Regions from separate parts of the Mus musculus genome. Here all the other regions are linked to region 1. The links are chromatin loops, found by intact Hi-C in ENCODE. Cell type or tissue: heart. All regions are shown on one strand.

What was found. Peaks named below come from ENCODE experiments on the same cell type or tissue, not always from the same donor. Only the 100,000 strongest peaks of a DNase experiment are listed, where the experiment ranks them.
Region 2: a loop joins it to region 1, with 14 times the contacts of the local background. A loop is called at or near these places in 14 of 42 quality-filtered maps.
Region 3: a loop joins it to region 1, with 2.3 times the contacts of the local background. A loop is called at or near these places in 2 of 42 quality-filtered maps.
Region 4: it touches region 1 in a loop (4-fold over the local background); 10 of 42 quality-filtered maps call a loop at or near these places.
Region 5: it touches region 1 in a loop (2.9-fold over the local background); 4 of 42 quality-filtered maps call a loop at or near these places.
Region 6: a loop joins it to region 1, with 2.3 times the contacts of the local background. A loop is called at or near these places in 4 of 42 quality-filtered maps.
Region 7: it touches region 1 in a loop (2.6-fold over the local background); 5 of 42 quality-filtered maps call a loop at or near these places.

The regions. Positions count from the first base shown.
Region 1 is chr10:41,807,959-41,811,958 of GRCm38, forward strand. Cep57l1 (centrosomal protein 57-like 1) reads right to left here and starts at 1,910. Exons shown (of 11, transcript NM_001243074.1): 1 at 1,830-1,910; 2 at 1,615-1,705. The coding sequence starts at 1,689. It overlaps Sesn1 (sestrin 1), which reads left to right and starts at 2,616. Exons shown (of 10, transcript NM_001162908.1): 1 at 2,616-3,342. The coding sequence starts at 3,064. In heart, CTCF peaks have their summits at 1,910 and 2,531; DNase peaks (open chromatin) are centred at 1,723, 2,133 and 2,423; H3K4me3 peaks cover 3,186 bases; H3K27ac peaks cover 2,532 bases.
Region 2 is chr10:41,516,340-41,520,339 of GRCm38, forward strand. It overlaps Cd164 (CD164 antigen), which reads left to right and starts at 3,161. Exons shown (of 6, transcript NM_016898.2): 1 at 3,161-3,361. The coding sequence starts at 3,196. In heart, a CTCF peak has its summit at 2,274; a DNase peak (open chromatin) is centred at 2,982; H3K4me3 peaks cover 2,308 bases; H3K27ac peaks cover 1,741 bases.
Region 3 is chr10:42,677,038-42,681,037 of GRCm38, forward strand. Ostm1 (osteopetrosis associated transmembrane protein 1) reads left to right here and starts at 1,879. Exons shown (of 6, transcript NM_172416.3): 1 at 1,879-2,360. The coding sequence starts at 1,947. In heart, a CTCF peak has its summit at 1,784; a DNase peak (open chromatin) is centred at 1,874; H3K4me3 peaks cover 2,486 bases; H3K27ac peaks cover 1,455 bases.
Region 4 is chr10:41,887,017-41,891,016 of GRCm38, forward strand. All of the region lies in intron 1 of Sesn1 (sestrin 1), which reads left to right. Among named protein-coding and RNA genes, the nearest start is that of Gm33058, 70 kb to the right of the region's middle. In heart, CTCF peaks have their summits at 492, 749 and 1,565; DNase peaks (open chromatin) are centred at 325 and 2,745; H3K4me3 peaks cover 1,917 bases; H3K27ac peaks cover 1,123 bases.
Region 5 is chr10:42,477,253-42,481,252 of GRCm38, forward strand. It overlaps Afg1l (AFG1 like ATPase), which reads right to left and starts at 1,313. Exons shown (of 13, transcript NM_145743.2): 1 at 1,011-1,313. The coding sequence starts at 1,149. In heart, CTCF peaks have their summits at 7 and 1,283; DNase peaks (open chromatin) are centred at 1,199 and 1,828; H3K4me3 peaks cover 1,464 bases; H3K27ac peaks cover 2,142 bases.
Region 6 is chr10:41,688,589-41,692,588 of GRCm38, forward strand. It overlaps Ccdc162 (coiled-coil domain containing 162), which reads right to left. Exons shown (of 48, transcript NM_001358562.1): 3 at 1,799-1,871; 4 at 1,437-1,547. Among named protein-coding and RNA genes, the nearest start is that of Mir3473b, 20 kb to the left of the region's middle. In heart, a CTCF peak has its summit at 1,509 (motif pointing left); no DNase peak of the experiment used is centred here; H3K4me3 peaks cover 999 bases; H3K27ac peaks cover 542 bases.
Region 7 is chr10:42,507,962-42,511,961 of GRCm38, forward strand. All of the region lies in intron 1 of Snx3 (sorting nexin 3), which reads left to right. Among named protein-coding and RNA genes, the nearest start is that of Snx3, 7.9 kb to the left of the region's middle. In heart, a CTCF peak has its summit at 2,396 (motif pointing right); no DNase peak of the experiment used is centred here.

The DNA of each region.
Region 1 (4,000 bases):
CTCAAGTGCTGGGACTAAAGGCGTGTGCCACCACCGCCTGGCCACATAAGTGTTCTAATAAGATGAGGGGTATCTTTCTCACTCTTCTGTAGAGGGATTTTAATTCGGCAACATAGCTACTCTGGTTAGAACACAGATACACCCTTAGTACACACCTTTAATCCCAAACAATGAAGGCAAAGTTTGTAGAAGGAAGCAGCTTTGTTTGAAAGTGAAGTCTAACAGAGAGGGAAACAAAGTGATGAATCAGAAAAAGATTCAGTAGACTAGGATCTACCCAACTCTCATGAGAGAGGAGAGAGAGGCAACATAGGAGGGAGCAGACAGAGGGAGAGAGGAAAAGAGACAGTGTTACCGGGAGAGTTTTACAGAGACAGGGTGAAGAGAGAACAAGCTAGACATGACAGGCTGAGCCAGAGAATAAGGAGGAGCCAGAAGAGTAGAACACATTGCTAAAGTTAGTTTGAAGCCAAGCAGAGCAATTCAGTCAGAAGCAAGAGACGCCAGTTTGAATCAGTCAGAGGAGTTTGGGCCAAAACAGCTGAGTTGAACCAGAGAGCAAGAATTCAGAAAGAGCTAGAAAGAGTGAGCTTATTCAGCAGGAAGTCTCAAAAGCTGGAAACACTATAGGCCTTTACAGAAGCTAGAAGCTTGCAGGATTGGGCCTAGATTAGCTGATGGAGGCAGTAAGCCTCCAGACAGCAATTACAGCAGGAGAATAAAAGTTATTGTTACACTTTTCTCATGTTAAAAGCCTCATTAATTTTTATGGTTTTGGATTTTTCAATGAGTGTATTGTTTGCATGTATGCCTGTGCCCCAGGTTTATGCCTGGTGTCTACTGAGGTTAGAAGTCATCAGATCCTCTGGAACTAAAGTTATGAATGGCTGTGAGCTGCCAAGTTGGGGCTGAGAATCGAACTTAAGTACTGTATAAGAACAATTCTTAACTACTGCACCATCTCTTTAGTTCCAGATTAATATTTTATGACTATGTTTACTTTGTAAAACAAAGGATTAAAATCGAATCCGATTACCAGTCTATTAAAAACCTTCCAAAAACACCTTTAGAGAAATGACCATATCGTTCAAAGATAACACATTTAGGAGGTTTTTATAGGCTTCTTTTCATACAGAACCTTCCAAACCTAAGGACATTTGAAGTTCTTTTCAGTCTCAGACACAAGAGACTTGCTTTCAAAGATCCCCTTCGGATGCTATCTGACTGAGCAAAGACAGCACAAAACAGATCCCTGTAAGGGCAAAGGTGCAATGGCAACGCTTAGGGATTCCTAATCCATTCAGCACGGGCCTATGTGCAAGAGGACAGCAGAAGCAGCGGCGTCGGTTTTTTGTTTTGCTTTTTTGTTTCTTTTCTTTTTTTTTTTTTTCCAGTTTGCCTGTCTTAAGGCTGCTCCTTGGCCTTCCAAACAATGATCCCCAAATCCTTGCCTCAGTCACCCAACCAAAGGTGTTGAGCACCTGCACTATTTCTCTCCCGGCAAGCCACGACGGAAAGGAAGCAATCCCAGATGGCGTCGGCACCAGAGTTTCCGAGGGGAAAAAAAAAATTTTTTTTCACTGAACGGGTCACAACCAAGCCTACCACGCTTACCAGATGGACGCTCCCAGTTAACCACGGCCTCCAGAACCGTTGGTTCGCGGGCAAAGACAAGTGTCGCGGTGGCATCTGGGAATTGTAGTTTCTGTCGCAAACAGAGCGCGTAGTTAGCATTACAACTACATTTCCCAAAAGCCAACGCAAAGCCCTGCCTGCTTGGCTGTCACTCATAATTCTATCCCATTTCTACTTGGAATACTATAGAGCACCTTTATTTGTTCGGCTTTTCTTGTTCGATAAACATCTCCGGGCATCTGTACTCCTTACTTTTCTTTCCCCTTCTTCAAACCAGCGCCTCCAAACGTCGAGAAAGGACAACACCGCGGAAAGCGCATGCGCCCTGGCCGGCGTCGCGCATGCGCAGCAGCCGGTCTTAGTCAGTGGCGCGCTGGACTCGGGGTCCGGAGGTACTCTGCCCGAGGGCGGGGCTGCTTCCAATGGCTGTCTTTGCGGGTCGCGTGTGCCTGGGCGGAGAGGCAGGCATGGGGCAGGGGCGGCTCCCGGCGGTCCCGGGCGGGGACAGGGGAGGGGCTGGGGGTGAGGACCCCGTCTCCCCTCCCTGCTCCCGCCCTCTGGGCCGATCCCCACCGACGGGGCTGGGCGAAGGGGCGGGCTCTGTGCCTGGGGCCCTTTGCTTCAGCCGTGCAGCCCTGGGCTCGATGACTGCTGGATTGCGGGGTGCCCTCTGGCTTGGCGGAGGTGGGCGAGGACAGAGGAGTAAGAGGAGCATCGGCGTACCCCGGGGGACAAGAACCGGCAGGGTTGGGGACGCCGCCCTTAGTCGCCGCTGACACTGTGATTGGCGGACACTGCTCCCCCGGAGCACCGGAGCCTCGGGCCCCAGCAGCTAAGGGCCAGGGTCTACCGCCTACCCCGCCAGCACCCGCCCGCTGCCCTGCCGCGGCGCTAGGAGGAGCCGAGGGGGGCGGAGACTGGTGTCGGAGGAGGGCGGGGTGGGAACGGTCGAGAACCAGCCGCTGCACAGACAAAAAATCGAATGGCTGGAGAACCTTCTACTGTTTACCAGCCTTTTGGGACCAAGCACGGATTTGACAGCTCCACAACGTGAGGATATCCGCTGACCCTGCGACACAGAGAACACTTCCCCGGGACTCTGTGTCCAGCTAACCAGCTCTGTGAGATTGCAACTTTCCAAGTTTGTTCTTTTCAATCTCTGTCAGAAGACTGCCCTCGTGTAGGAGAGGGTGCCTGGGTGATCCGCCTTGTGGATCGATTTGAAAGCATCAACTTTAAAAAGCACGTGTGATTCCCAGTGCCATCCAGACGCCTGCTTTCACGACGGCTGGATTTCTCTGACTTTATTCTTAGCGTTTCTCGTTGTTTTTGTTTTTTGTTTAAAAAACAAACAAACGACGGGCTGCTTTGGGGGAATGCTGAAAGGTAACTGACTAAACGCTGAAAAAGAAAAAGCTCTTGATTGTCATGGCTGAAGGAGAGAATGAAGCGAGATGGGAGGGACTGTGCAGCAGAGACACGACTACTAGAGAGACAGCACTGGAAAACATTAGGCAGATCGTTTTGAGAAAAACCGAATACCTTCGTTCAGCGAAAGAGACACTTTCCCGACCTTCAGACGGACTTTCAAACGCGGTTTCTTTGGATGGGATGAATAAACTTCTTGCTCATCTGCTTATGCTCTCTAAGAGATGTCCCTTTAAAGATGTGCGAGAGAGAAGCGGGCTCATTCTGAAGAGCGTCGAGGTAAGAGCAGTTTTAGAGTGACTTAACTAGCCGATGTGATTTGACTTAGTTATTCCCGTCGCTTTTGCTTCCATGGGGGTAGTCTAACTGGTTAGCTGTTAATAATGACATCACTAGGCATTAGAGGGTTCTGTAAAACGTTCAATGTTGGGCCCAAATGGAACAGGCTAAACTAAAAACGGTTTTCAAAAATAGATGAACAGGAATTGTTTTTATGGTGTTTTTGGGTAGAAATGGCATTGTCTGTGGAATATAATATATATGAAAGGTCTGGTTAATTAAAATCCAGTCTTTGTCATTTTTTTTCTGTTTGTTGCCAAGTGTAGCCAGTGCGCTTTTCACATTGTTATGGTGTGGAAAGTTTCACACTGAAAGCCTCAAAAATGAGGAGTTGCATGAAATATTTCCTATTTGTTCAGAGTAACTGGCAGGATAATTTTTTTCTGGCTCTTTAACAAAGACAGGATTTCATTTTCTAAAAGCATCCTAAAACAGAACTAGAAAACAATAATAAAAAACAGCCTAAGTCATAAAGAAGGTAACTCTTGTCCAGGTGGAAAAGTTGGACCCAGAGTTGGGCGTTCAGTAGCTTACTCTCCATACTCCCAGGAAGCTGAGGAATAATGCCACCAGGAGTTCGAGACCAGCCTGGCGAGCA
Region 2 (4,000 bases), 290 kb before region 1:
TTATTGTAAATATAAAGGCTGCAAGTGTGTCTTCCATCTGGGAGCTCAGTAACCAAAGGTGGGGTAGAAACCTCAGGCTATTAGACATTAGAGAGTGATAAAGAAATTAGAAAATAGGCTTAGGAAATTAGAAAGTAATTTCTATAACATGTGTGCAGTGGTTCTTATGACCACCATTTAAAAGTATACATCCTGACACTTCCATGCCGGAAGTAGAGGCAAGAAGGTCAGCAGTTCAAGGTTAACCTTTATACACAGTAGTGTGAGACCACCCTAGACTACCTGAGACCCTGTCTCAAAATAAAATTTAAAAATCCAATAATTAAAATTAAAAATGGCATTTGCCCCCAACTATCAACTGATTACTTGGTAATGAGTGAGTGGTTTAGTAACACCATGTCCCAGATTCTTGAAGTTTTACATCATACTTTTTAAGTTAAACATGCTTGTTTTGGACTGCAAAGCAAGTGAAGACATTTCTAATGATGCCTGGCACAGCAGATACCCAATAAAAACTCGGTAATGTCTCCCCACAAAACCAGTCCAGTGACAGTGTGTCATCATTTCAAGGAACATTAACACTGTCATACTGTGTTGTGGCCAGTTTTCACTGATACCATATGTAATGGCTGGTTGTGTGTCACCTTGACACAAGCTGGAGTTATAACAGAGAAAGGAGCTTCAGTTGAAGAAATGCCTCCATGAGATCCAGCTCTAAGGCATTTTTCTCACTTAGTGATCAAGGGTGGGAGGGCCCATTGCAGGTGGTGCCATCCCTGGGCTGGTAGTCTTGGTTTCTATAAGAAAGCAAGCTGAGCAAGCCAGGGGAAGCAAGCCAGTAAGTAACATCCCTCCATGGCCTCTGCATCAGCTCCTGCTTCCTGACCTGCTTGAGTTCCAGTCCTGACTTCCTTTGGTGATGAACAGCAACATGGAAGTGTTAGCTGAATAAACCCTTTCCTCCCCAACTTGCTTCTTGGTCATGATGTTTGTGCAGGAATAGAAACCCTGACTAAGACACCACAGGAACTTTTCAATAAACCAAATTAATTAATTCAAAGGTATTTCCCTAACATTAAAACTGTTTTCTTCCTTACTTTCCCAAAATGGAACCACTACCTTTTACACAATGTAAATATTTGATATGCATAATATCTGATATGTGACCCCAAGAGGGTCTAGCACACTAGTTTTCAACTAAGGTTGTTGATTTTACCATTGGGGCACACTGAAAATGTTAGGGGGGGTGGTGTTGGCACAAGGGAAGTGTAGGGTGTTTTCTACCCTCTCCTAGATAGAGGCCAGGTTGTTATTACACAACCTATAGAGACTAGACAGGAAGAGTCAACTAGCCACAATAGCGTCAAAGTTGAGAAATAAGACAATAAATGGAATTTGGCTCCTTTAAACTGAAAATAAAGCTGATTCTACAGCAGTGAAAATGACTTTGGAACTAAATCTTGATCTAGTACTGTATATGCTATTAAAATAAACCGAGCCAGCAGTTTGTTAGTCTTGAAATTGTCCCCTTATAGAAACGAAAGGAAATCTGATGACTATAGTTGGAACACTCAAGTGACAAGCTGTTAAATCAATGGTCCCCACAGCAGAGTGTGTTCATCCTAGGGACAAATGAGATCATCGATTTGGGAGCAGGAAGAGGAGATGGAACATAACCTCTGCTTTAAAATCTCCAAACAGAAGTTCTTCTTTTAGCCTAGGTGTCATGTGAGGCGTTTGAGAGAACAGCAGCTTCTCTAAAGCTCTTATGATGACTATTTGACTGCACCTTAATGCTAAGACCATTGATTTGGTCAGTCACAACCCACTGGCTCATATTTATTTTACAGAGTACACCCACAAAGGAACCACATTAAATTCATTACTGGCAGAAATAAGGGCTTTCAATCTTTCGCTAAAGTTGTAAAAATGCTTTTAGAGTCATTTTTTAAAATGCATACTACAGCGAAACAGACACCACCGAAACATCTGATATTCTTGTTATTAGGGTCACATGCATAATTAAAATTATGACATTAAAATTGTAACATAAAATATGGCAAACGCTAAACAATCAAGACAGCATAGTGCAAAACCCAGGGACTCTTGCATGAGGGACAATCGTTCTACCAAATGAACTACATTCCTAGCTCTACCTATCATTTTCAAGTCTCATTTAAAAAAAAAAAAAAAACCAAAACCACCTACTATAAGCATGTCAAGCGTTGATTATTTTGTGAGACCCGGCATCAGATGGCGCTCACGACTAAAGAGAGCCAGAGTCCGCCAACAGGCACTGAAAATGCCTGTTCTGCCACTATGCTATCCTAGTGTCAGGGTCAGGTCACTTTCCCCAAGTCTCATACTTCGTCGCTCGTGATGTGGGGATAGGAAGAGGCACGAAGGCTTTTCATCCCTAGCCGTCTTCCTCTCTGACCACAGTGATTGGGGCTGGGACAGATCGATCCCTACTGCGGATCTCTGAGTGACTCGGAAGAAGCAGGTGAGGCAAGGGCACCGGTGGCGGTTACGACAAGGAAGCGTCCGGGACAGATCACTTTCGGTCCCACCCACAGCTACGGGCACTGAACCAGTGGCCCGGCAAACTCTTGGATCCCGTGGTTCCGTCATTACTGAGTCCCCGAACTCTCAAAAACAAAAATTCACACTTAAAAATAAATCAAGCTTCACGGAAGAAAAGGCGGCTCCTACAGAGCCCTAGGCGAGCGCGGTCAGCAGAACTCAAGCTCAGCGGTCTCAGAGCCTCCGGGCTTCTTACCCGCAGCGCGCTACCGAGGGGTCACGTGACACCTCGCGGCCCGCCTCCCAGGCGGCGCAGGTGGACGCCCCTCGCTACGTCACGTGGGCAGTTCCATCCTTGCCAGGGCGGGGGGAGATCATCCGTGGTGCAGATGTGAGGAAAGCTCCATTGTGCCGCGCGTGATCCTCCCAGGACAAGAAGGACGGCTTGCGACGCACGGACTGCTGCCCTAGAGGTCTCCGCGGCCGCTTCTCTCCCTCCGGCCGGCTTCCTAGTGGTCTCGCCCGTTCCGCCCCGCCCCGCCGGGCTGCTCACGTGACCGGCGCGCGCTCCCGCGGGGCGGGCTTCTCGGGGGGCGGCGCCGCAGGGACGCAGTGCTAGACGGAGCCTGCTTTGCCGCAGCTTTTCTCCCGGACGCCTGGGCTGAAGACACAATGTCGGGCTCCTCCCGCCGACTGCTCTGGGCCGCCACCTGCCTCGCCGTGCTCTGCGTCTCGGCCGCGCAGCCCAACATCACCACCCTGGCTCCCAACGTGACCGAGGTGCCGACCACGACCACCAAAGTGGTCCCGACGACGCAAATGCCCACCGTGCTACCAGGTGGGCGCCCGCCGCACGCGCCGAGCCGGTGGGGACTCGCGCAACATGGCCGCCCGGCCGGAGGACGGCGGCCCGACGGGGTGGGGGGCGAAGGCGACAGGCGAGCTAGGCCGCGAGCGTTGCCCTCAGAGGCGCCATCCCCCCAAGCGCCTGGTAACTCCGCGCCGCAGCTCGGGACGGCGACGTGGCTTGCTTCCGCGGTGGCAGTTAGGAGTAATTGGACGAGGCGACGCGCCCCGCGGTCGGCGGGGTGCGCAAACTTTGGGCTCGTGGGACAGACTCTTGTCCTCCCCTCGAAACTTCTCCGGAAGTTTCTAATGAAGGAGTTCGGGATAGGTGGGGGACATTTAGAGATGAGTTGGGTGTCCCTTTGCCCCCTCCCACCAGCGAGCCTCCTGTAACTTCACGTTGACTTAGCTGAGCGGTGTTGGCTGTATCTGAGATTTGAGTGGTAAGGGAAGAACGAGGCTTGTGGCGGATGATGAGAAGTGAAACCTAGGGACATATAAAGAGCAAGATGTGATCTCCCGGGGGCCTGTGTTTTAAGGCTGTGGAGTTAGGTTGAAATTCAGTCTGTCCGTTTTTCTGAAATCCGATCAAGGAACACGCCTTTTGTTCAACTCTAGGGTTCGTTAAGGC
Region 3 (4,000 bases), 870 kb after region 1:
CATACACACACACACACACAGACAAAGACACTGGGCCTGGCATGGGCTTTCAAAACCTCAAAGCCGACTCCCAATGACACCTCTTCCAACAAGGCCATGCCTCCTAAATCTTCTGTAAGCAGTATGTTACTAGGGAGTAGACATAGAAAGATATGAGCCTATGGTGGCATTCTCATTCAGACCAGGACATGATGATAATAACTCCAGAGTCTCAGACCTTTGAACACTTGGTCCCCCGTTGGGGCACTGTTTGCCAAGGTTTAGGAGGTACAGCCCTGATGCAGTGTCACTGGAGGTGGGCTCTGAGAATGTAAAGACTCCCACAATTCCCATTCATTCTCAGCTTGTGCTCAGTGTTTAAGATGTGAGTTCTCAGTATCCTGCTCCAGCCTGTTGCTGCCTCCCCTGCCGCTGTGGATGCTAGCCCCCTGGAACCATGAACACAACACCTGCTGAACCATCTTGCTGGATGGCCCTACAATGGTTTTTTTCCTATCCTATTCTTTTTTTTCTTTCTTTCTCTTTTTAATTAATTAATTAATTATTTTACACTCCATATTTTATTACCCCCCCCAACTCTCCGACTGATCCACATCCCGTACCTCCTCCCCATACCTCTGTCTCTACATGGATGTCCCCACCCCTCACATCCTACTCTTGAGCACATTATATCCTGGCCTCTTGCTTTATTCCAGTGTCTACTGCAATGACTTATTAATAGGCTTTCTTTTGATTTGTTATTATGGTTCTCTCTCTCTCTCTCTCTCTCTCTCTCTCTCTCTCATGTCTCTGGGTTGACAGAATGCTTGCTTGCTTAGCACACACCAGGCCCTGGGTTTGGTCTCCAGCACCACAAACACCTGGCAATGGGGGTACATGGTGGCACTTTCAGCAGGGAGGCAGGAAGATCAGAATTTCAAGGCCATTCTCTGGTATAGCGCAAACATGTTTCTTAGTGTGTTAGAGAACTAGCCTGAGTTACATGAGGCTTGTCTCCAAGAAGAAAAATACCTATATGTATTAATATTATATAATGTATACATATTTATTATCATAACATATATTATACATTACATAATATACAATATAACATATTACAACATATCATAAAATGCTACGTGTCACATATTACATGTTATATATTAATATTACATATTATGTTACAATATGTTATGTAATATATGGTATAATAATCGTATAATATAGAATATATAATAATAACATAGTGGGGTATGCTCAAGTGTATGTATTAGGTAGGATTTCTATTGCGCTAAAACACTACACCCAGATCCGAGCCGTACACAGGTGTCACTAGTCAGATAGTTATATTTAAATTAAGTGACATTGGACAATTAGTTCTATCATCGTAGTAGCTACAATTCAAGGGTTCAGCTGCTACATGTGGGTAGTGGCTTCCCTATTAACTAAGACGTGGACTATATTCATCACCCCAGGAAGTTCTGTTCGGGGTAGATAGTTGAGAATTAAAATCAATCAATCAAGCCTTTTGAAGCCACAAGTTCCAAAACCAGAACTGCCAACGGATGTTATCCACTCTCCAGAGGAGATGAAGAAATTTTACTAATCCAGAGCCAATGAAAATGAACACCTGCCCAAACCATCAGTCTACTGGGTTTTTCTGGGAGCTCACTCGGCAGTCATCTCCCTGGAGTTCCAGCAACCAGAACAAACTCCACAGGCTCATGGAAGGCGGGGAACTGCAGGGTGCAGAGCGTGCAAGACGGAGGCCTGGGATGCACTGGGGTTGCAGCAGCTCTACAGACCTCCAAGCGGGGCGCGCTCACACCCGCGCGCCTCCGGAGGCAGGTGGGCGGGGCCGTGACGCACTCACCTCGTGACTCCACTCAGGGCCTGCGCCGGCCGAAGCCGGAAGCGGCTGCTGTCGGAAGCACCGGGCGAGCTATCTGTTACAGTCCGGCCCGGGGATGGCTCGGGACGCGGAGCTGGCGCGCAGTAGCGGGTGGCCGTGGCGGTGGCTGCCGGCGCTGCTGCTGCTGCAGCTGCTGCGGTGGAGGTGCGCCCTGTGCGCGCTCCCCTTCACCAGCAGTCGGCACCCAGGCTTTGCGGACCTGCTGTCGGAGCAGCAGCTGTTGGAGGTGCAGGACTTGACCCTGTCTTTGCTGCAGGGCGGAGGTCTAGGGCCGCTGTCACTGCTACCTCCGGACCTGCCGGATCTGGAGCCTGAGTGCCGGGAGCTGCTGATGGACTTCGCCAATAGCAGCGCCGAGCTGACCGCCTGTATGGTGCGCAGCGCTCGGCCCGTGCGCCTCTGCCAGACCTGCTACCCGCTCTTCCAACAGGTCGCAATCAAGATGGACAACATCAGCCGAAACATCGGGGTGGGTAGAGGAGCAGCCTCGGCACCTGGGGGGGGGGGGGGTTGGGAAAGTAAGGAAACGGCATTGGACGGTCTGTGGAGTTAGGGTATCAGAAACAAGCGGGTGACTTTAGGGGCTTATGGCTTGGAATGCTGTCCCCCTGGATGCTGTAAGCCGGCATCTTCTTGGGACAGGTTTGCTGGAACATTGCAGCGAACATACCCAGAGCCACCAGTTTCTATCAGTGTGACCTTTATTATTTTTCAAAGTATTGAGTTCGGTTCCATCCTGTTTATCAGCTTGTTCTCTGGCAAGTTAGTGACATTCTCTGCTTGTTTTCTCATCCGGAAAGTGGGGACAAAGAGAGGCCACACAAAGCGACATACAGTAATAGTTCGTGGTCGGTGAGTTGCCATTTTAGGATAGTCTGCCTTCTCTGTAACTCGAGAGCTTTCCTGGTCACTTGGAAGGTAATGTGAAGGACTTAATGAAGGCAAACCAAAAGAGGAAGACACAGTCTTTGCCTCTAAGAACTGTATAAATTAGGAAAGGATTACGGTGTCGGCCACCGTGAGAGTCACAGGGTTGCCTGGTAAAGGAAAAATAAGGAGGACACAGGGATTGGGGGTGGAAATGGTTCTTGCGTCCTGAGGGGCCAAGTAGTCTCATGAAAAATGTGGCTTCAGTTGCTTTAGAGGTCGTAATTGACTAAACTAAATAGAAATGTCAATAGGTGTATCTTGTTTTTAATCTAGCCTAATGTTACTAAGCAGATTTTTTTTTTTTTTGTAAATGGGGACATTCATTTGCATTAAGTAAAGTCCAGAGTCACTCTTTGTGGAAAGATTTGGCTTTCAAGGCAGTTTAAATAGGAGTGCATGCAGTATTTTTCAGATTCGCTCCTTTCTCTATGACTTTAATATGCAGCGTTGTATTTGATTTTGAGCAGTTACATTAAATAAGCTGTTTTTAGGGAGTCTTTTCATTCTATTTTAATTTAATTAATGTATTTATTTGTGATGAAGTTTCTTGTCGCCCTGACTGGCCTTGAACTCACCGAGTAGCAGAGGATCACTTGACCCCTCCTGCTTTCCCCTCCCAGGTGCCTAGATTACGGACGTGTCACTATGGTCTGGTTTTATGCAGCTGTGAATAGAACCCATGACTTGTCCACGCTAGACAAGCTGTGTACTAACAGAGCCCCAACCCTGTCTTTAAAGTAGTCTACCAAGTAACAGGCTGGCATCTCCTCACAGTAACAGTTTGTCCACTCTACATCTCCTTTTCTCCAAGTTCCTGCTTCACATCTCCGTTGTACCCTCCCACCTTCTGTAACTCCTCCCCCTTCCTTGTACCCTCCCACCTCTGTAACCTCCCCTTCCCCTCCCTCTCCGTTGTACCCCCAACTATCCATAACTCCTCCCTCTCCGTTGTACCTTCCGCACTATGACCCCCCTCTCCGTTTTACCCTCCCACCATCTGTAGCTCCTCCCTTTCCCTTGTACTATCTGTAACCCTTCCCCCTCCCTTGTATCCTCCCACCATCTATAACCCATCCCCCTCCCTCTCCGTTGTGCCCTCCCACCATTTGTAAGCCCTCCTTTTCAGTGTGACCCTTCCACTTTCATATCTCATGTGGTCTGTTACCCTCCCCCCTCCCT
Region 4 (4,000 bases), 79 kb after region 1:
TTGGGCATCAAAAAGGAAAAAGGTTCGATAGCTTGTACAGTGTAAGGATTTCTCCTGGTATTGCCAGGGCCCGGCTAGGTGACGTTGCTGACTGCCTATGGGTAAATGCCCGGCCCTAGCCCAGGAGATGGGAAACTAGGTTGCCTTTCCCTGAGTCCCGGGATGCACATTGCATCTTCCAGCCAGGGTTCCACCCAGCGAGCCTGTTCCCAAACTGAGTGTCAGCTTCAGGCTGGGCGCTTGGCCTTCAAGCTTGTTTTTGCTGGCCTGGTCCGCACGCTCCCCCAACCCCAGCGCCAAGGGGTGGGGCTACGAGTCCCCGCGGGCCGGCATTGGCGGGCGCGCCCGCCGGGCAGTGGAGTGACGGGCGTGGGGCGGGGCCTCGCGTCTTGTTTGTCGGAGCCGCCCGCCCCGCCCCCGCCGGGTGCTGACTGAAGCGCTGCAGCGACAGATCGCGGCCGCAGCCGTCCCTTCGACATGCGCCTGGCCGCCGCGTCGAACGAGGCGTACGCAGCCTCGCTGGCTGTCTCCGAGCTGCTGAGCTGCCACCAGTGCGGCGGGGACCGCGGCCAGGACGAGGTACTGGGCAGGCGAGGGCTGAGGGCGGTGGGGCTGAGCACCGCCGACACTAGCTCGCACCGGTAGCTTCGCAAACGCCCCCGAGGGCTGCGCGGCCTGGGCGAAGGAAGGGACTGCACCCCAAGATCACCTAAGGGGAGGTGTTGGAACAGAATAAGGACTGCTGTGCCCTGCCGGTGCGCACAAGTCAGAGCAGCAGAGCTGAAGTCTCAGGGCAAACAGCCTGTGGATTTCCCCCCGGCGTTCGGTCATAACTGATTGTTCAGTCACCCTTCCCTCGCCGACGTTCATTTAGAACCACATTTGAGTCGGTTAAATGGAATTTAAAAACAAAAACAAAAACAAAAAAAAAAAAACGCCGTCAAGACCTGTGCTGCTCATCGCAGCTCTTGCCCTTGTTTATTAAGCCATCCCTGCTGTGCCTGAATAGGCCTGCAGAACTATTTGAGATGGTGTGTGTGTGTGTTTTTAATGGTGCAAATAGGATGATGTTTTAAAATTGCTAAAAGTTGAACATTCAAAGGCTTTGAATCTAAAAGGATGAGAGTCAATACTGAAATTGGAATTGAAATCATATGTTGGGTTGTCTTAGTTCAAGAAGTCTAAATGTGAATAATTTCCTTGTTACTCTGCCCATTAAAATGACACAGGCCAGTTTTTTTTAATAGCCAATTAATCGGTGCACTATGTATAGTCATGAAAATGTAAACGACTCCATAAAGGGATTCTAGCTGTTAATGTTCATGGATATACTGCATGCTGGTTGTTTACACATACCAAAAACAACCTTCAGAAATAAATTTTTAAAGCTCAGTGGTAGTCTGCTATGTGAAAGGCTCTGGGTTCTATACTCAGTGTCAATAAATAAACCATAAACCATTGCTCTGGAAGCTTAAAGTGTGGAAGTGTTGAGTTAGCATTTATGGTTTGTGTATGCAGGCCACCCTAGATCCATCTGCTCCCATTCTTAGAAACGAACCCTAGTGGTCATGGCTGAACAGCTCTTATTGCTGACAGCGTTTTTGTGCAATATCCTCAGCTCAGACTTAGAATTTCCAAAGATCCACAGTAGCTTGTACATTGATTATGATAGTGCCTGTGAAATTGTATTCAACAAACTAGAAAGCTTTGCATAGCTGTATTTCACTTTAATACACTTAGCATGTAAAATAAACTAGGGACTGGTGTATCATGGGAAACTAGTCACTTTACAAAGGAAGCATTGGCACAGTTCTCAAGTAGCACGTTTCCAAAAATTGTTCTCCTCCTCCTCCCCATCTAACTCAGGGTTATGTACATGCTAGGTAACTCTGTACCACCGAACATGTCTCCAACCCAGTTGTAGGACTTTGAAGTCAGGAAGTTTTTCTTTTTCTAAACCATGGTCCATGGAGCACACACACACAAAGAGGTACCTAACTTCCCGTGTTTTTAAATAGCTTAGCAGTGTTAATGACAGAAGAAATTTAGTACATTTTTGCTGTAGTTTAAAAAATCTACATATAAACAACACTTCTAGCTCCTCAATTCTTCTGAAATACTTTGAATGTTAAAACATCCACATAATTCTAGATAGACAAGGACTCTCCCGGAAGGGGAGAGTGGGTTAGGACTTTCACTTTTTATAAAACATTTTGCTTTCTTTGCCTTGTTGAAATGCACTTTTGCCGGGCAGTAGTAGCACACATCTTTAATCCCAGCACTTGGGCAGGTAGATTTCTGAGTTCCAGGACAGCCAGGGCTACACAGAGAAACCCTGTCTCAAACACACACACACACACACACACACACACACACACACACACATACACAAAACCAAAAAGGAAGAAAGAAAGAGAGAAAGAAAGAAAGAAATGCACTTTCTACTTGTGTAACTTTAAAAAAAAAGATTGACATCAGTGTTATAAGATATAGTCTTAAATATCTAGATGGGCTTTTTTTAATGCATCAAGTAGACAAAGAAAAAACATGCTTCAAATAGTTTACTGATTTTCACCTAATTTTTCAAGTAGGTAGATTGACACCTCATAGAAAGTCTTTAATCTGTAGCCAGTCAATCATTCTTAAGGAGGCTGATGAAGGTCGTCGGAACATAAGCAAAGCATGTGATTAGACAGGGCTTTGGTCCACAAGCACTGTTCACACGGTGGCACAGGACGTACTGTTTCTGTGTGCTGTCAACGCCACTCAGAATGTCCATCTTCTGAGGATTAATCAGTATTGTTGTACATTGGTGAGGAAGCAGGTGCTGGTGTGGGCATGGCTTTCAGATATTGGTGTTAGTATTGTTGAGGGGTGGGGAGTCCTAGTTCTCATGTTAGCTTTTCCAGCCATGTCTTCACAGAGAACCTGTGAGGTTTATGCTGATTGCCATCTGCATCTGAGTTCAACAAGAACTTTTATTCTTGGCAGGTCTGCCTCCTAGAATCTGGATTGTAAGATTTGCTCAGAGTCTAATTGAATTCTCACAACTACAGAAGGGAAAATAGTTAAAGTAACCTACATAGGAAGTTAGAAAATGCATTCAGTTTGACTTGGGCTCTCACACTAATAAAGCATTAAAGACATTGGCTTCTTTTTCATAAAGATTATAAAAGACATATACATTTTGTAGATTTCAATATCATAAATCATATGTTCCTTTTTTGTAAATACTAGTACTTAAAACAGTACTCGGTTCCTAGCATGCTATGTCAGCTGCTATTGCTGCTCTTAATTTTTTATTACCATTATTAGCTCTATATGGGTTTGTTTGTTTTTCTTTTTTTTTTTTTTTTTGCCCCTTTATATCAGTTAAGGAATAAGCAGAAAACTAAAAAGCAGTTTCATTCTCAGACTGCACACCCCCAAGAGCTTTGTAAACTCTTCTGTAGGTATCATGAGGTAGATGTAGATGTGGTACTGTTGCTGCTGTATCTCCCTCATCTTCTCTTTACACCTTACTTACACATTAGACCTGCCCAGTTAAGAGTTTAAATGCTCTCATGGGAATTACAAACTTGCTAACAGAAGTCCTTATTTTGGCCCAAACCTCCTTTCCTACTCTGTTCTTTTTCTCTCAGGAGATGGTGCATGGAAATACTTGGCCATGCTTGGGATCAACCCTAGGGCCTTGCACATGCAGGGACAGCTCTCTCCACTGAGCTGGCCATCATTCCAGTGTGTGCTATACTTTGGGACTCTTCCAAGGTGAGGAGTCTTTATGCAAGCTTTAGTAAGAACAGGTAGGTCCTGTAAGAAAACTGTCATCTGTTGACTTTCTCAGAGGTCAGTCTGTGTGTGCTGGGTGGCTGGATAGAGCTACTCACTGTCCTGTCTGTACCTGGTCTGAGGTAAATTGGGATACACACTCAGCTCATCAGGAACACCCCATATAACTAGCCTTTTGTTTTTTGATTGACATAAAATTAATTAGAAAAGG
Region 5 (4,000 bases), 670 kb after region 1:
GCGCAAGAGAGGACAAGTGGTGGGTGTTGGTACTTCCCCTCTGCCATATGGGTCCTAGGGATTGAACTCAGGCTTGATAGCAAGGCCCTTTGCTAAGTGGGCCATGTAAAGCTCACAGTCTGGTATTTATTTCAATGACTGAGGGGGGAAAAAAACCTATCTTGAGACGATGAGAATCGGCATTTGCATATATATACTCTGTTAAATTATATCCGATTTTGAAGGTATATAAAGAAGCTCTTGGAGATGAGGAAAGGTGACTGAGGAAGACCATGAGAATAACGTCGTTCATTTGAAAATATCTGCTCATCAGACACCAATCACCATCCTACGTGCCAAGGAAATAAGGACACAGGGTTTGCTGTCTTTTGAGAAACCAGTCCAGTGAAGAGAGGTAAAATTAGCACTTCTGGGAAAGAGCAGCAGGAGGTTCTCAAGTTCGTGGCCAGCCTGTACCACACAGTGAGACCACGTGATTGTAATTTGGCTAACCACTCATTCACAGACACATGACAGTAGAACGAAAGAATCGAAGGTCAGGGGCAAAACAGATAAATGACAGACAAACAGACAAAGTGATGCCCTAGGAATTTAAGACTGCATCGAGAAAATGGGCGGGGAGGGGGCATAGGGTCCCTGACTGACATGACCATTAAGTCCATCACCAGCCTTAAGAGCCCAGATGGGTTGGGGTGAAAGGCTCCCCACACACCAACCCCATCTTGCTTACCCCCATCCCTCCAAGCCGGGCTCTTGCACACCTGCCCTCTCCAGGCCTGGGTTACCTGGGGAAGAACTGGGTTGGCCTCTGACCCTCAAATGGAAGTTACTCTGGGCAGCTGCCTGAGGCGCTCAGCGCTCTTTGGGGCAACGAGATGCAAAAGGTCAATAGACACGAACTCGTCTCTAGGATCCTTACAACTTGTGAAGCCACGGGTGCAGCTGGGAGGGATCAGACAGTGGGGTGACCCCAGGGCCTTGCGCGGCCCGCTCGTGACACGGTCACTGACCTTTCCACAGGGGTTTCCCAGGGCCAGGGGCCGGAGGAGGGATTGCGACGACCCGCGCCCCGCACCCAACACCTCTCCCAGTCAGCCGGCTGCGCGCGGCGGAGCGCAGAGTAACCAAGGGCGACCAGGAGGCCGCCATCTTGAGCTCCGTACAGGGAGGAAAACTTTATTGTAACCCAGAAGACGCGACGGAGCAGCCGGGTGCTGTGGCGCTCCAGGAGGCCACGCCTGAAAATGAGAGAGCGTTAAAGAGAGATGACCTCAAGCTTAGAAAGGCTGCAACGCCTGCCCTTCACGCCTTCCGGTGGGCCTTGGGACTACAAGTCCCGAGAGGCCTCGCGCCTTGAGGGGGCGTGTCCTGACAGTCGCGGGTGCGCCCCACCCCGCTGAGAGGCGGCTAGAACCAACTCTCCACCCCGCCCCCACTGAAACCCTAGTTCTCCAGGCCTGAGAAACCAATTGTAGCTTGTAGTAATAATCGTGAACCTTCTAAGACCGCATAATATGAAGGTGACCAAGAGGTATATATTATACCTCGTCCAATCTGCTATAATATAGCCTCAATTTACTTTTCTTTCGGTGTCCAACGTGTCTCTGAAGGGTACCTGAAATGTGTTTCTGCCACTTTCTGTTTGAGCTGTTGAGTAATAGAAATTATCTTCTATATAGCACATGTTTTCATGCTTTGAAGAAGCTTATAAGTGGGACAGGAAAGCCAAAGGGCCCAGACTGACAGCTGGTGGATGTGGCAGTCATGGGATGGTGTGACCACTTGAATTTGCGACTGCCCTCATTTGAGGCTGGCGACCCTTTGGCTAGATGAACGCTGCAGCTAAAGACAATAGTGGGATCAAGGAGAGAGCACTGTTGTGGAGGAGTACGGAGATTATATTTTTGTCTAGGTGTGTGTGTCCTATATTGAAAGCGATTCTTCTGGAGGCCAGAAGTGGGCATTGATCCCCCCAGAGCTGGCTGAGATTAAAGGCAGCTGTGGGCCACTCAACGTGGGTGCTACGAACCAAACCCTTGTCGGCTGCATAAGTTACACATTATTTAAACAGTTGAGCCACTTCTCTAGTCCATACAAGATTAACTTTTAACAAAAGACAAAGACCTTCCCAGGGGTTGTCGGGTGGTGTTCAGCTGATAGAGTGTTTGCCTAGTTAGCAGGAAGCCCAAGATTCACCAGTCTGGGAAGAAAAAGCACAAACAGCAATCCTAGCATTTGGGAAATGTAGACAGCAGGGTTAGAAGTCCAACTACATAGTTACATCCTTAAAAATAAATAAAACAACAACAACAACAACAAAAAAGTAAACCCTTCAACCGTGGATCATATCTAAAAGACCTGAACATTTAGCTGGGAATTATGGAAAACAAGAAAGTCTAGCATTCCTAGGAAGGAGGAAACAAAGTTTCAATTGTGTGACCAAAAAAGAGAACACTAAGAAGAATTCCAGGAAACCAAATTGTGGTCACCAGAAGAGGAATTCTGAAGAAACAGGAAATGGAAGGTGTAGTATGGCAGAGTAACTTCAAGCCTTTTCTCTGCTAATATGTCAAAGTATGTACCCACCCCGATGGGACTGAAGATAGTCTAAAGAGACACTTGTGTCTTCTTTCCCTTTGGCTATTGCACTACTGAAACAATGGCCCTAAGAAATCAAACTGCTCCCAAGAATCCCACGCTGGGACAAGGAAAAGGTTGAAGCCTGGTGCCAACCAGAAAAGGGAGAAGCTGGGCTCCCGGAAGTGACGTCACACGGTTCAGACAGTGCAGAACCAGCTTGTAGGACACACTGGAGCTGGGCAATGGTGGGCCAGTGATGCACAGGTCACACCTGACCTGGACGGCTGAGTTGTTGTACCTCTTTCCTACGACTTAAACCCAAGCTTCCAGTCAGGATCTCAAAGATGGATTTGGATCTCTCTCTCTCTCTCTCTCTCTCTCTCTCTCTCTCTCTCTCTCCCCCCTCCCTCCCTCCCTCCCTTCTTCCCTCTCCAAGCTCTGACCAGAACAACCGTATCTGCTGATGTACACATCCAGTCTTGGAACTCTAGCTCCATAGACCAGGCTGGCCTTGAACTCAAAGAGATCTGCCTACCTCTGCCTCCTGAGTGCTAGGATAGAAAAAGTGTGCCGCCCCGCTCGCTGCCTGGCTGAAGCAACCTGTTTTTAAATTTTTTTTAGGTTTATGAGTGTTTTGCCAGCATACATAGCTATGTATCACATGTGTGCCTAGTACCTAAGGAGACTGGAAGAAGGCACCAAATCTCCTGGAACTGAAGATGGATGGTTGCGAGCCTCTGCATGTGTATTGGGAGTTGAACCCAGGTCCTCTTGACAGAGCAGTCCATGTGCTCTTAACTGTTCCGCTGTCTCTCCTGCTCACAAGCTGGTTTTTTTAAAAAGGTCTTCCACTACCCAGAACTGAAATAAATAAATAAGTCTCACACAGCACTCCCAATTTTATATTCTCGTCTTATATAAAATTATAATTTCACACAACACTGCCAATTTTATGTTCTCCACAACACTCAACACCATATGGTACCTACTGTATAGTCTACACACTACAGAGCCTGAACTGAAGGTGCTGTGCACAGTAGGTAAACAGTGACACTTCAGCCTCAGACCACAACACTGTGCGTTGCTAGGTGATTAGTTTATTATCTGCTCTTCCAAGAACTGAGGCTCCCTGTGCTTGGTATGCTCACAGCTGTGTCCCCAGACCTGGAATCACGTCTAGCTTATAAGGATTTTTTTTTTAAACTGAAAGAGTAATTTCAGTAAAAATACAAAGTGTACTGTTTAAAGGACCTGAGGGGTTGTTACGGAAAACTGGAAAGTGTTGCAGAGTCACCCATGATTCTTAATGCCACTGCTGGGAAGGGGACATGGAGGGAGCCCAGCATCCACACTGGAGAATGTGGGGTGTGTGGTCCCTTTCTACCACCCACCCCCCCCCCCCGACCCCAGACCAACATCA
Region 6 (4,000 bases), 120 kb before region 1:
ACAAACACCATGAGAATGTCTTCCTGGCCGGCATGAACTACAAGTGACATTAAAGAAAGCTCTCCAGATAATACAGGAATGAATATATTATGGAAATCCAGGCTGTTCTAGAACTTTTCCAACCTTATCACTGTTGACAATTGAGGCATCATAATTCTTAGTTGCAGGATGTTCTGTGCAGTAGTGTGCGACATCATCCTTAGCCTCTGGTAGCTAAACATGAGATGCTCCAGTCGTCTATGTCCACTGCCCCCAAAACTCTGGAAGCCAAGAACATCTCCAGACACAAATATCTATTATCCCTACCCTTCCTCTCCCTCCATTGTGAACCCTGTTACACAAAAATGAATGGTGAGTACCAGGAAAACAGAAGGAAGGGAGGCAGGCAGGGAAGGAAGCAGGAGGGGAAGCAAGAGGGAAGAAGGAAAGCAGGTAGGGAGGAGGGAAAGAGGGAGGGAGGAGGGAAGGAGGGAGGCAGGGAGGGAGGTGGTAAGGAGAGAGGCAGGTAGGGAAGAGGGAGGGAGGAAAGAAAAGAAGGAAGAAAGACAATTATAAAGAGAAAAATTCTAAATGAACAACATTTTAACTTGCAAATAGAATCTCATTATCTTCTGTGATTAGCACTAACTACTTACTAAAGAGCTAACTTTATTTAAGAGGGGAAACAACTCATAACATGGACTACCTTAAATGATTTAATAGAAGTGAAGAATAAATCATTTAAAAACTTTAAATACTACATGATTATGCAAAGTTGAGAAGCTATATAAAAGTTCAGGGGTGTTTCATTGTCCTGCAACCTAAGCTTAGGGATTCTTCTGTCTTTGGTCAATATGATCAATATTATCAAATGTGCATACATAGTTTTAATTAATATCACAAGATGAAGTAATTCCTTTGCAAACAAAACAAAACAAAAACAACAACACTCGATGGAAGGACAATAGTCTATCAAATAGCAATCTACATTGATTTGCTTTTCTCTTGACGGTAGTAAGGCTGGCTGGTTTTCTCCCTCCCTCTCTCCTTCCCTTCTTCCCTCCTGTCTCCATCTCTCACTCTTATTACAATGTTGCAGGAATTTTAATGCAAATTATTTTCCTACTTTGAATTATTTTCTTAAGAGTGGTTTTCAGAAATAAACGTTTTTGTTTTTGTTTTTTGGCCTTTGGGAGATGGAGGTTGTTTTTTTCCTTGCAGAGTGGAAGACCGGCACAAACAGTATTTAGGCAGACCCGGTCAATCTCTCAGCCCAACAAGTTTAAGCTGAACTTAGCTGTGAGAACGAAATGATCTCTGATGAAGAAAGCATTTACACCAAGTCTGCAAATTACCCATCTCCAGAACACTTGCCCACAGGAGCTACCTAAAAGTCAGCTTGCTGATTCCTTTCTAATATACTCCAAGTATGTTTTCAGATTGCAAGATGACCCTACCTGCAACAGAAGCAGAGGAAGGTTTTCCGGTGTGTACTCTCGCCTTAGGCAGCTCTCTAGCTCCCTCTTGAGGACATCTGCCTGAATAACAAGGGGCTTGGACTCAGCCACCTAAACCCAAACAATGAATGAGTTTCAAACATCCTCAATCTACCAAATTTCAAATGTCAAAACATCCGATCTATCTAAGGATACAATGATTCGCACTTGCTTAGCTTAGCAATGAACAGGATGTGGGGCTGTTTTGTTCAAAAGTATCAGCTGTTTGCCGGGGTGGGGGTGGGGAGCTTTTCCTGCGAACTTCTTTCTCCCTTAGCTAAATCGAACTTGTTTTCCTGACTCCGCCCATGCCCCCCTCTCACCTGGAGAGTTCTCTTCAGAGCCGCTTCCCGTTCGCGTCTAAAGTGAGCGACATCCTTTGGTATTTGAACGGAGCTGCGGGGAGGTTTGTGCAACAGAAGCTGTGTTACGGGATGCTATGATAGAGCAGATAGCAGGCGGCCAGCCTGATCGCTGTGACCCTTCCCAACCTTTCCAGAAGGAATGTCACTCTGGCCCATGGTGGTGGTGGGGTATAAAGGCCACCCTCTTCTACTTTGATATACTTGATCTCTGCTAACCCTTCCCTGGCCAGTTTCTTTCTCCTCTCCAGAGTCTTTCCTCTGATTTACCCCAGTCCCCTACTCCACCCATGCGCGCGCGCGCGCACACACACACACACACACACACACACACACACACACACTTGTATTCCTTTTAGAGGGGAAATCTTGTGTCTGACACACAGTGTGCTTATTAAACCTTGTTGTCTTTTTAGTTGATATAGAACACTGACACTTTAATCACTGAAACAAAATGTTTTTATTTTTATGTTCATGGTGGGTTGTTGGAAGGTAGAAACGACATGGAACTATCAAATGGGAAATCCTTTAGGAAAACTTTAACCACACTTGCTGCCTCAGGAACACAGCTGGACCCTAGGAATCACAGAGCAGACATGGAGGATGGGCTGTTCAAGCCCAGAGAAGGGAGTCCTTCCCTAAGCTGGACAACAAGCGAGGAGTGGAGCTCGAGGACAGAAGATTAGTGCTGTCCCCATGGAGCTCAATGGGCAACGTGAGGCTTGGCAGCCCTGGGAATGCCAGAGGACAGCAGCAAAGCAGATTCCTAGCTTGCAGCCCCTGGCCAAGGAGCCACAGTGATATTTCTAAGATACACTTGAGGGAGCCAGAGGGACATAGCAGTAAGCTTACTTTGGTATTGTCCGCTTGGCCCCAAGAGTCCTGAGATAATGTTGTAAAATGCACTGGTAATGTGCTCCCTTGTTGGACAGTACTTCTGTTAAATGCTCTGTTAAGAGACTGGGGCGTAGCTCAGTGGCTAGAGCACTTGTCTTGCATGGGCAAGGCCCTGGGTTCAGTCTCCAATACTAAGGGGCGGGAACAGAAGGCAAGAAAAGGAAATACATGTTCTCACTTTGACAGTATAAGCAATAGGACTGGGACGCCACAGAAAAGATCAGCAGGGTCACTGGGCAAGGATGGCCCAAGCCAGCAAGTCCCTAGGGCCACAGAAGCCTAAACACCCACCTGGACACTTGGTGTCAGGTTTTTGAAGCTGGTATACTGGCTGGTTTTGTGTGTCAACTTGACACAGGCTGGAGTTATCACAGAGAAAGGACCCTCCCTTGAGGAAATGCCTCCATGAGATCCAGCTGTAAGGCATTTTCTCAATTAGTGATCAGGGGTGGGAGGTCCCATTGTGGGCGGTGCCATCTCTGGGCTGGTAATCTTGTTCTATAAGAGAGCAAGCTGAGCAAGCCAGGGGAAGCAAGCCAGTAAAGAACATCCCTCCGTGGCCTCTGCATCAGCTCCTGCTTCCTGCCCTGCTTGAGTTCCAGTTCCTGACTTCCTTTGGTGATCTACAGCAACGTGGAAGTGTAAGCTGAATAAACCCTTTCCTCCCCAACTTGCTTCTTGGTCATGATGTTTGTGCAGGAATAGAAACCCTGACTAAGACAGTTGGAGACAATCCATGCCTTATCTCTTCTCCTAGCCCTTGGTGGAGAGGGAGGAAAGAGGGAGGGATGGAAGGAGGGAGGAGGAAGAGCAGGAAGAAGAAGATCTTGAGAGTAAAATCAGCCATCAATGACAGGTATGTTGTCTGTTTTCTGAATCTTCATGGAGCAGAGAAGCAATGACCCACAAGACAGGGACGCAGCTATTGACAGGAAATCGCAGGAGGTTTCCCTTGCATTCTTGTCTCTCATCCTTGATGTGCTGGGAGCCAGAGCAGGCACGGGCTTGGCTGCCCAACTGTGTCTCTAGCTATGTCACTCCTCTCCTTAACCTCAATGCACCTGTGGGTGATCTAAAGGAGGCGGCAGAGCGTAAGCAGCCAGTTCACAGGAGATGCTCTTAGTTCAGCAAATGCTGCTCCTGTGATATTTGTCCACTTATCCAGAGGGCTTCATGGACATATAACTATTGCAAGGTCCAGGGCTCAGGGTGTTAAATGAGAACGTAAAATGTTTTAAAATTTAAATAAAGTAATTGATTAAAAAA
Region 7 (4,000 bases), 700 kb after region 1:
TGAGTTTGAGGACAGCCAGGGCTACACAGAGAAACCCTGTCTCGGGGGAAAAAAAAAAGCCCTGCTGTCTTCTATTAGATGATTAGAAACTCAGATCTATATTCAGCTTAAAAGAGTCGGAAACAAAGGCACAAAGCTTTTCTCCTCCCCAAAGGAAGTAGTTTGCTTAATGCACAAGAGCTACTGTAAGTCTTTGGTACAGGCTGCAATTGTTTTTTTATTTAAAAAATACATTAAACTTGTTATATCTACACCCTAATTTTGGTGTATTCAGATGTTTTAACCCTTGGAAGGGCGTTCCAGTGTTGCCATGCTTGAGATGTAGAAGTTGACGTCAGCAGGTAAGGTGTGCCTGAAAACCAGCTGAGAAGATGGTCAGAGTCTGTTGTGAAGAGGTGACCAGGAGAGCGTTGGTCTAATGCTGTGAGGGGAGGAATTTCTCCCTTGATAGCTGTTCTATGGGGCCACAGCAGAGCTCCACTTAAGATGAAAGTGCACTTCACTCAGGACTGGGATGTACTTCCTCTCCGCTCTCATGACTTATCCCATAGCACTCAGGTTGAATGTCCCCTTTGTAGAGATTTTGCTGACCCTGCCTCACTAGACTAGCTTTACTTCCTGTGTGCCCTAGTTGCCCTGTTTCTTGTTGGTGGCTGTCTGTGATTCCTGGATCTCACTAGAAGTTCCTAAAAGATGAAGACTGTCATACACACCCTCGTCCCACACCATACACTGCTCAGCACAAAGTGGACACCTAGATTCACACCTGTTCAGGACATTAGCTTGCTGAAGGTCCTAACTCTTAGTGGTAAAGCTGGGATTTAAATCTGATAGAGTGTATACCTGTTCTACCAACCTCATACATCCATGGCATGTGGCGAGCTTTTGAGTCCCATTAGAGATGCTCTTAACTAGATAGATAAGGCTTGGGCATTGGTACTTTAACAAGTATCCCAGCAAGGCACTTTTGACACCTAATTAGGAATTTTCTCACTGTGTACTATGTGGTCTCCCTGGGAAATACAGGCAGTAGGGAAGACTGAGAAAAACAGAGCTATACTTGTTAGTAGCCTTGATGGGATTGGAAGGGTTCTAAAATAGTTATAATAAATACAAATATATCAGATCCTGTGAAAACAACTATGGATAATTTTCAAAGATAGAAAATGTGTTTTGGGGGCTGGTGAGATGGCTCGGCGAGTAAGAGCACTGACTGCTCTTTCAAAGGCCCTGAGTTCAAATCCTAGCAACCACATGGTGGCTCACAACCATCCATAACAAAAATCTGATGCCCTCTTCTGGAGTGTCTGAAGACAGCTACAGTGTACACACATATAATAAATAAATCTTTAAAAAGAAAATGTGTTTTGGCTGGGTAGTGGTGGCACACAACTTTAATCCTAGCACTTGGGAGGCAAAGGCAGGTGGATTTCTGAGTTTGAGGCCAGCCTGGTCTACAGAGTGAATTCCAGGACAGCCAGGGCTACACAGAGAAACCCTGTCTTGAAAGACAAACAAACAAACAAATGTGTTTTGAAGGAGAGGCAGTTTAATAGGTTAAAAACTGTCAGCTTCTATGGCTTGGTATTTGAAAAGGAGAGACCTAGACTGTACACACCTATGTCTGGTGGGTTTACCTTTAAGCGTATCTATTTTGAAGCCAGAAATCAAGAAAAGACGAATACATGTTTAAGAAAAAAAAAATCTTAGGTTTGAGTAGTTTCTGGGGGCTAGTTCCTTACTAACTGCTCAAAACATTGAGTTTAATAAATCATGGTAGCTCACACCTGCGGTCCCAGCACTTGGAGGCTGGAAGGGAGGATTGATAGGAGTTTGAGGCCAGTTTGGGCTACACAGTGAACTTCAGGCAAAAATAAAAGTTTTTTACAATTAGCCAATAAGTGAACACTTATAAACTATTGCGTGACAGATTCTGTATTGGTTAGGTGCTTGCCTACAAGATGAGGAGCCCTGAGACCTGGGCATATTGGCACACACTTTTATTCCAGCATAGTGACCTGAGATAGCCCTCCAGCAGCCCTGTAAAAAATTAGTTGTGATGGCAAGGGGAGGTGAACATGGAAGAAGCCTAGAACTTGTAGCCAGCCAGCCCAGCCTAATCTCAAAGTCCTGGTGAGAGACTCCTATCTCCAACGTGGGTGGATCCTGAGGAAAAGTACGAAAGATTGACCTCTGGCCTCCACCTGCACTTGGATGCACACACACACTCTGTGTGTCTGTCTCTGTGTGTGTGGGGGGGGGTGGGTGGTAGATTGAAGATGGGGAGAGGGAAAGAGGTAAGTTCAATTCTAGCTTGGTGCACACAGTGAAAATGTGCAGGATGTGTGGTGAGAACCCAAATCTGGCCAGGAGTATGGGTACAGAAGATGGGCCAGTAGAGGGAGCACCTATGTTTTCTGTACTTGACCTGCCTGGGTCGTAGAATACTGATACTGGATTCCGACTACTTGATTCCCCAGGACTCCTTGTTAGCGTCTGACTGAAACATTTCTCTACCCTCTTTCGCGGCTCCATAGACCCTTTTCTACTTTCATGTCTCCCCACATACATGAATAAGTTTTCAACTATACATATGAGAGAATGTATTTTTGTCTTTCTGAACCCAGAAATAATTCCATTTCCATCTATTTTCCTGCAATGTCACAGTTTCAATCTTTTTTTTTTTTTTTTTGTCCTGAGACAGGGTTTCTCTGTGTAGCCCTGGCTGTCCTGGAACTCACTCTGTAGACCAGGCTGGCCTCAAACTCAGAAATCCGCCTGCCTCTGCCTCCCAAGTGCTGGGATTAAAGGCATGTGCCACCACTGCCTGGCTGTTCATCTGTTAATGGACACCAAGGCTGGTTCTGCACACTGGCAGTTGTGTATAGTACAGCAGTAAACAAGGACGTACAGCTGCCTCTGGTTTGCTGACACAGAATCCTTAGACCTAAAGAGTGGTCGTAAATTATAGCTGGGTCATATAATCAATGAACCTTCATACTACTGGTGTCTATGTTCTAACTAACACCCACACAACTCTCCCAATTTACCTTTTTAAAGAAAAATGATAGCCATTCTGACTGGGGTGAGCTAAAGTGTTTTTGTGGTTGTTTTATTTTGTTTTTGGAATCTGAGGGTATTGGTGCACATATCTATGGTTTACCTGTGGGTTTCAGAAGATAACTTTTTTCTTTTTTTTTAAGATGTATTTATTTCATGTATGTGTGTCCACTGTAGCTGTCTTCAGACACACAGAAAGAGGATCTCATATCCCATTACAGATGGTTGTGAGCCATCAGGTGGTTGCTGGGAATTGAACTAAGGACCTCTAGAAGAACAGTCAGTGCTCTTAACCGCTGAGCCATCTTTCCAGCCCTCTGAAAGATAACTTACGGGAGTCTGTTCTCTGCAACGTTTGGGTCCTGGCGGGCTGTAGAGAAGTTGTCAAGTGTAGTGACAAGTGCTTTTACCAGCTAAGCCATCTGCCTGGCCCTTGAGATAGCATCAGTATTCTGATGGCCAAGGATGTTGAACACTTCTGTTACTTCTAAATGTTTTTTTAGCACTGTACGGCAAACCACCCTCAAACTGCTGGTTTATAACAATTTATTCCCACTCATTATTACCTTTGTGGTACCTCTGGCACTTACATGACTGTTAGCCAAATGACTGATATGTTTGGCATTTGATACTGTCACTTGCTACACAGACATAAGGACCTAAGTTCTTATCTCCACCAGCTACCAAAAAGCTGGGTGTGGTGGGCAGTGTCTTTAACCTCAAAACTGAGAGGCAAAGGTTGGCAATACTCTATGGGCTCATTGGGTATTGACTAAAATGATAAGCTCTGGATTCAGTGAGAAAACCCTGTTTTAAATAAGAAGATAGAAAACTGACTTAAGAGGGCTGAGACATGGCTCAGTGATTAAGAACACTGGCTGCTCTTCCACGGGACTTGAGTCTCAGCACCCATGTGATGGCTCACAGTTATCTATAATTC